2 separate regions of the Homo sapiens genome follow, and region 2 is linked to region 1. A link is an interaction called in ENCODE POLR2A ChIA-PET data of the cell type or tissue named here. Cell type or tissue: PC-9. All regions are shown on one strand. Links, peaks and the distances in the headings refer to the core of each region. The heading gives the core; the rest is flanking DNA. Region 1 has its middle 7.0 kb from the start of LIMCH1. Region 2 overlaps LIMCH1 (LIM and calponin homology domains 1).

The links. Peaks named below come from ENCODE experiments on the same cell type or tissue, not always from the same donor. Only the 100,000 strongest peaks of a DNase experiment are listed, where the experiment ranks them.
Region 2: POLR2A ChIA-PET joins it to region 1 with 10 read pairs; 2 of 35 experiments call an interaction of 5 or more read pairs at or near these places.

Annotation. Positions count from the first base shown.
Region 1 is chr4:41,529,687-41,532,608 of GRCh38, forward strand. It overlaps a transcript of LIMCH1 not described here. Among named protein-coding and RNA genes, the nearest start is that of LIMCH1, 7.0 kb to the right of the region's middle. In PC-9, for the core only: no CTCF peak of the experiment used is centred there; a DNase peak (open chromatin) is centred at 1,275; H3K27ac peaks cover 2,382 bases.
Region 2 is chr4:41,667,786-41,670,707 of GRCh38, forward strand. The region is part of intron 21 of LIMCH1 (LIM and calponin homology domains 1); the gene reads left to right. Among named protein-coding and RNA genes, the nearest start is that of LIMCH1-AS1, 24 kb to the right of the region's middle. In PC-9, for the core only: no CTCF peak of the experiment used is centred there; no DNase peak of the experiment used is centred there.

The sequences.
Region 1 (2,922 bases), core at 264-2,763:
TAATGACATTTTATTTTACCTTTTTTGAAAAAGAGAGGAAGGCAAAAACTCATTTTTTAAGTTCATCTCTTTTTTTTCTTTCTGTCGGCCAATACCTACAAAATATCTTTCTGAGCTCTGTGAAAGGCCTTACTTCATGTATCACTTCTTAGCCTGATGAACGATGGAAATTTGACGCTAGCTGAAGGTCAGAAGCAGAAGCAGGAATGTGACTGGTCAGATGATCCTACCATTCAGTAACCCTAACCCACTCAGAAACGCATTTTGGGGAAAAGGATGTACTTTTCTCTAATCAAAGATAAGATTTCAAATATGGTTAGAGCTTCCTGCCATGGAAAAAAATGTAAGTTTCCATAAGTTCTTTAGACTTTAGGAAGCTTTCAAAAGTTATCTGCTTTAGTTTATGAAAACTGACATCAGAACAGTTGCCATTTCATCGAGTGAGATCAGAGTAGGGGAAGTGATGAAAGAGCTGTAGTGATTTCCACATTATGAGAAGATTAAAAATATTGTTTTGGACAAAACTAGACATACAAGGCTGTTAACCTGAGTAGTATGAGTGAAAAGCCTTTATGCAGACTTCATCTTTTTAGGAGGATAACAATGCAATAAATTGGGGTCCTCACTGCTTTGGGTGTCTAGCTGTCAAGAAAAGGTTTCCTGCACATCCTTCCTAAGAATTAGCTCTGGTGTGCCTCAACTCATCCTGATCAATGTCTTCTCTTCTAGAACTTTACCTTCCCTCCAGTGGTTTATCTTATAGATTACCTTAGAAAAAACTGGTTAAAGTTCTGTTCTCCGGGCTCGGTCTCTCCTCCAGTTAAAATTGTTGTTTTTTGGCCAGGCATGGTGGCTCATGCCTGTAATCCCAGCACTTTGGGAGGCCAAGGCATGCAGATCACCTGAGGTCAGGAGTTCGAGATTAGCCTGGCCAACATGGTGAAACCCTGTCTCTACTAAAAGTACAAAAATTAGCCTGGCATGGTGGTGTGTGCCCGTAATCCCAGCTACTTGGGAGGCTAAGGCAGGAGAATTGCTTGAACCCAGGCAGTGAGCCGAGATTGTGCCATTGCACTCCAGCCGGGGCTACAAGAGCGAAACCCCGCCTAAAAAAAAAAAAAAAAAAAAAAAAATTTTTTTTTTTTTTTTTTTTTGGCCAGGAAGCAGGCAAGGCAGGGAAGAGGGAGGTTAGAGGTGAAAGTTACCACAGTGATAACCATCACGTATCACATTCCTACCCTGCCCCAGGTGCAGTGCTAGATCATCCTTCCTAATCTTTACAACACACCTGTGATGTTGTTATTGCTGTATCTTTACTCTAAAGTTCAAAGAAATGTCACCAGCTTTCCAACTAATAAGAGGCAGAGTTGGTACTTGAACCTGGGTTTGCCCAACTCTACATCTGTGCCTTTTCTACTGTGTTATACTCTCTCCATTAGACCCTAGGATATAGAATTGAATCTCAACACTTTCCGAACATTTGTTTGGAGACATCAACCTCTAAGGAGACCTAAGTTGTTAGAAATCAGACTCTCTCATTTAAAATTTATTAATTCAACCAAATTGAGGAAGTGGCCTTTTTGAAAAAGGCACTGCTACATGTAATGTTTCTACCATGGCCACTATCAAATCAGGCTTCATGTGGCCATACCTAACAAGTGATCATAGGAAAGCATTAGAATTCTTTACTGGAGTCTTAAAAAAAAAGTCAGAGTGATTTTATTCATAATATGCAGCAGAATTACCTAAAATGCCCTCCTCTCTTTCTCTTCTACAGTCTTTCTCTGTCACACACACACACACACACACACACACACACACACACACACATACACACCTTATACTTGCCAACTCTCCCAAACCTCTCTATGCCCAGTGACCTCAAATCTTTGAGCCTCACACTGTGCTAGTTCTTGCCTTCCTTGCTTCTTACCCTTTTGTCTGCTATGACTAATGGTTAGCTCTTTCCAGTGCAAATCAATCCAGCTAGACTCGGCTCCTTTTGCCCCTGATTCTGATTCTGGACAACAAAGACTCAGAGACAGGAAGACAGAATTCTCCTTCATGGGTAGGGGAGAAGGAAGGGCTTGGAATAAAAACCCTCATGTGTTTTTCCTGCTACTCTGTGTTCTCTGTAGTAGTTGCATGGTACGATCCGGAGTCTCCAGGGGTCGTCCTCCCCTTCTTTAGGGGAACAAGTAAAAACTGGTAGCCAAGCGATGTTCTGTGTGAAGAAGGCATATTCACTGAGGGAAATGAATAGACATTGTGAGGTTTCTCAGCCAAAATGGAATTTAATGACACACTTTCCTTTATCCTCATCCCTGGCACAGTATGAGAAACCTCGGTTGCGTTCCCACACCACACACAGAGGGAATGCTCAATTTGCTGCTCTCAAGTTTGATGCCAAAGCCAAGCCAACATAGGAGTGATGGTTAGCATTTTAGTAGGTCTAGCCATGAAAGACTACACACCGCAGGGAAAAACAACAAAACACACGAGGTCTTTGGTGCATTCCACCTGCATTCAATTGAAAGGTGGAATATGAACTTGGGGATTCTAAGTTTATTTACTGCCTCCCAGGTTGATATGGCTTGTGTGCTGCTGTTTGAAACAGCCTTTACAGTTAGCTTGTAAAAAATGTACAGGTCATCTCGTGTCCCTCATCTTCTCATAATTTTATATGGCTCCCTACTGAATGTGGAATAAAATCCAAACACTTCAGAAACGTATTTAAGGCTCTTCCTGAGTGAAAGTAACATTCGAGTAACATTCAAAAGTAACATTTATCTCTCACTTTGTACATCACACTCGGAAACCAGGGCAACAGATGGTTCATGACCTACACCAAAAGGCTTGACCACATCGTGAATACAGTGATAAAAGTGTGTCAGATGGCAAGAGCCATTCTCCACTGTAGGT
Region 2 (2,922 bases), core at 167-2,666, 140 kb after region 1:
TGCTTCAAAACAACTAGACCGCTGAGTTTTACTGCTGTGAGATCTCTCTCTAGATGTGGAAATGGGCCAGATGCAGTGGCTCACACCTGTAATCCCAATACTTTGGGAGGCCGAGGCAGGAGGAGCACTTGAGGCCAGCAGTTGAGACCAGCCTGTGCAACATAGCAAGACTTTGTCGCTACCAAAAAAAAAAAAAAATTTTAAATATAAACATTTTTTAAAAAAAGAAACAGCCAGAGTTCAGGAGGCAAGAACTGTAGGGTTTCTTGTTTTTCTTTTTTAACAGACTTTCTCCAGTGTGTTTTGTAGATTTAGCTTATTTTTACTTTTCTTTTTAAGGGTGGGCAGCTATTTGAGCCACTGGCAGAATCTGAGTTGGCTTCCATTAGCTATTATTGATGTTTGGCAGATAAGTTGGGTTTTATCTACATAACAGGGAACTCTTGGCAATAATTAACTGGTACATGTGCTGATGGATACTAGGTTCTTAATGTGGAAACAAGTTTAATACTGTTTTCAAAGCATTTGTCTTAAATTTGTCCGTCCTACTGTCCTGAAGGGAATTAAAAATAAAGTGTCACAACTGGGCCAGCAAATGGCCATATTTGGACCAATTTTAATTCTGCCCTATTTCTAGTACTTTGTAATTGTGTAGATAAGTGGTATAGAGAGGGAATAAATATTTTAAGCCATTTTAAAGCCATGTTTTGTTTTCTTATAAATTTACACATTTCATTACTTATTGTGAGGCATTTTGATTTTGTAAAATGTGCTGCTGAATTGAGAAACTTTACTTCATTCTTTACCCAAGTCGAATGACTAAAAAATAAAATTTAGTAGAGTACTGAAACATTTCAAAATGTATTCTTTAAGATAGAATTGTATTTGGAATACACCAGTTGTATACTTGTATTAGTTTGTTTTCATGCTGTTGATAAAGACATACCTGAGACTGGGTAATTTATAAAGGAAAGAGGCTTCATTGACTCATAGTTCCACATGGCTGAAGAGGCCTCACAGTCATGGTGGAAGATGAAGGAAGAGCAACGGGACATCTTACATGGTGGCCAGCAAAGAGAGAGCTTGTGTAGGGAAACTTCCCTTTATAAAACCATCAGATCTCGTGAGACTTATTCACTATCACAAGAATAGCACAAGAAAGACCCACCCTCATGATTCAGTTACCTCCCACCAGGTCCCTCCCATGACATGTGGGAATCATGGGAGCTTTGATTCAAGATTTGGGAGGGGACATAGCCAAACCGTATGAATACTTTCATCTGGTTCATGGAAACTGTAATTATAGCTGCATGCTCTGGAGACAAAATGCCTGGGTTCAAATTTTCATGTGTCTAGTTCTTAGCTGTGTGACCTTACCCATCAGATTTCCCCTAATCTCTAATCAGCACCTGTAAACTAGAAATAATACCAGTAATAACCTCATAGGGATTTTAGAAATACCAAATGGGAGAATCCATAAAAAGTGTTTAGCTCAATACCTGGCCCAGAATAAGCATTCATAATGTATTCTAGTAATTGTAGAATAGCAGCAGGAGGAGTAAAAGAATAAAGCAAGATGTCAGGCAGAAATAAACTACTCTCGAATCCTTTCTTTAAAATAAGAGTGTTCATGTTGTGGAGATCGGGTTTTTCACTGTGGTTCTCAAACCCTGTGTGCCAGGGTCCCTGTAGGGCTTGGAGCCCACTCTCACAGTGTCTCATTCAGTAGGTCTAGGCTGGGGCCAGAGGATTTGCATTTCTTACAGGTTCCCAGGTGATGCTCATGCTGCACATCTCACCACACTCTGAAAACCACTGGCCTCAAGTATTTATTTAAATTGTGCACCAAAAATATCACTGATTGATATGAAAATAACAGTAATAATTGCTTGACATTTATAAAGTCTCCATCTTTCAAGAAGCCAGAGACCTCTAATAAATGTAACCTTAAAATACATGATTTGTCTTCAATTGGGATGGGGAAATGGGGGAGGCATAGGTCTCTGCCCAGCACCCATTTAAGGGACTGATCTGAAGTCAAGCATCAAGTCCAATGAAACTCTAGGGTTAGGATCAGGTATCCTGGAGCCACACCTAACACTTTCTCCCCCAGAAAGTGGTCTCTCCCCCATTTCTATAAAGTCATCCATTCATAGACTGGTCATACAGGTCACTGAAGATCTGCTGATCGACCCTAATGATGTTCCACACGTTTTCCTTACACACACACACCCAGGCATTCAGTTTTTAAATGCCCTGAAAACAGTCATAAAATACATTTGAAAGTGACAAATTCCCTTTTCTTAGCTGCCTCTCAGCAGCAGAAAGATATCTCAAACTGATGTTTCAGTAAAATATGTGCGCATTAAAAACTGATTTTTTTATTGAAAATGACGACAACAGCAGAGTTTAAGGATACAAATCCTTGCCATGAGCCACCACAGAAAGGCATATACTCAACCTTTATTTATACGTACAAAAAACTTCTGCCACAGACTTCTATACATAACCTTTATGATGTGTAATGTATATGAAATAGTAATTAAACCACCCATCTTTGCTGCCTTTTATACTTTTCTAGTGTTCTCCAAAAAGCAATACAAATTATACATTTTTGTTCTTGCATAGTATATCATTCTATCATTTTGAGATTTAACATTTTAACACTATCACCATTAAGTATGACCCTGTGAAATTTCATCTAACACCAAAGAAGACAATAGCATAAACTGTCCTGGTTCTGTTGATTTTGTACATGTCTTCAGGTTTTATATGTGTGTTATTAAGACATTTTGTACTGTAGATTTACTGACTCTCAATTCTGGTATTGACTAGAGCCAAACTCCCTATAGTACTTGGGAGCATGGTTCTATTCAGTTCTCACCCCAGTTTTCATGGTTTTCTGTTTGTTCTGTTCTGCCA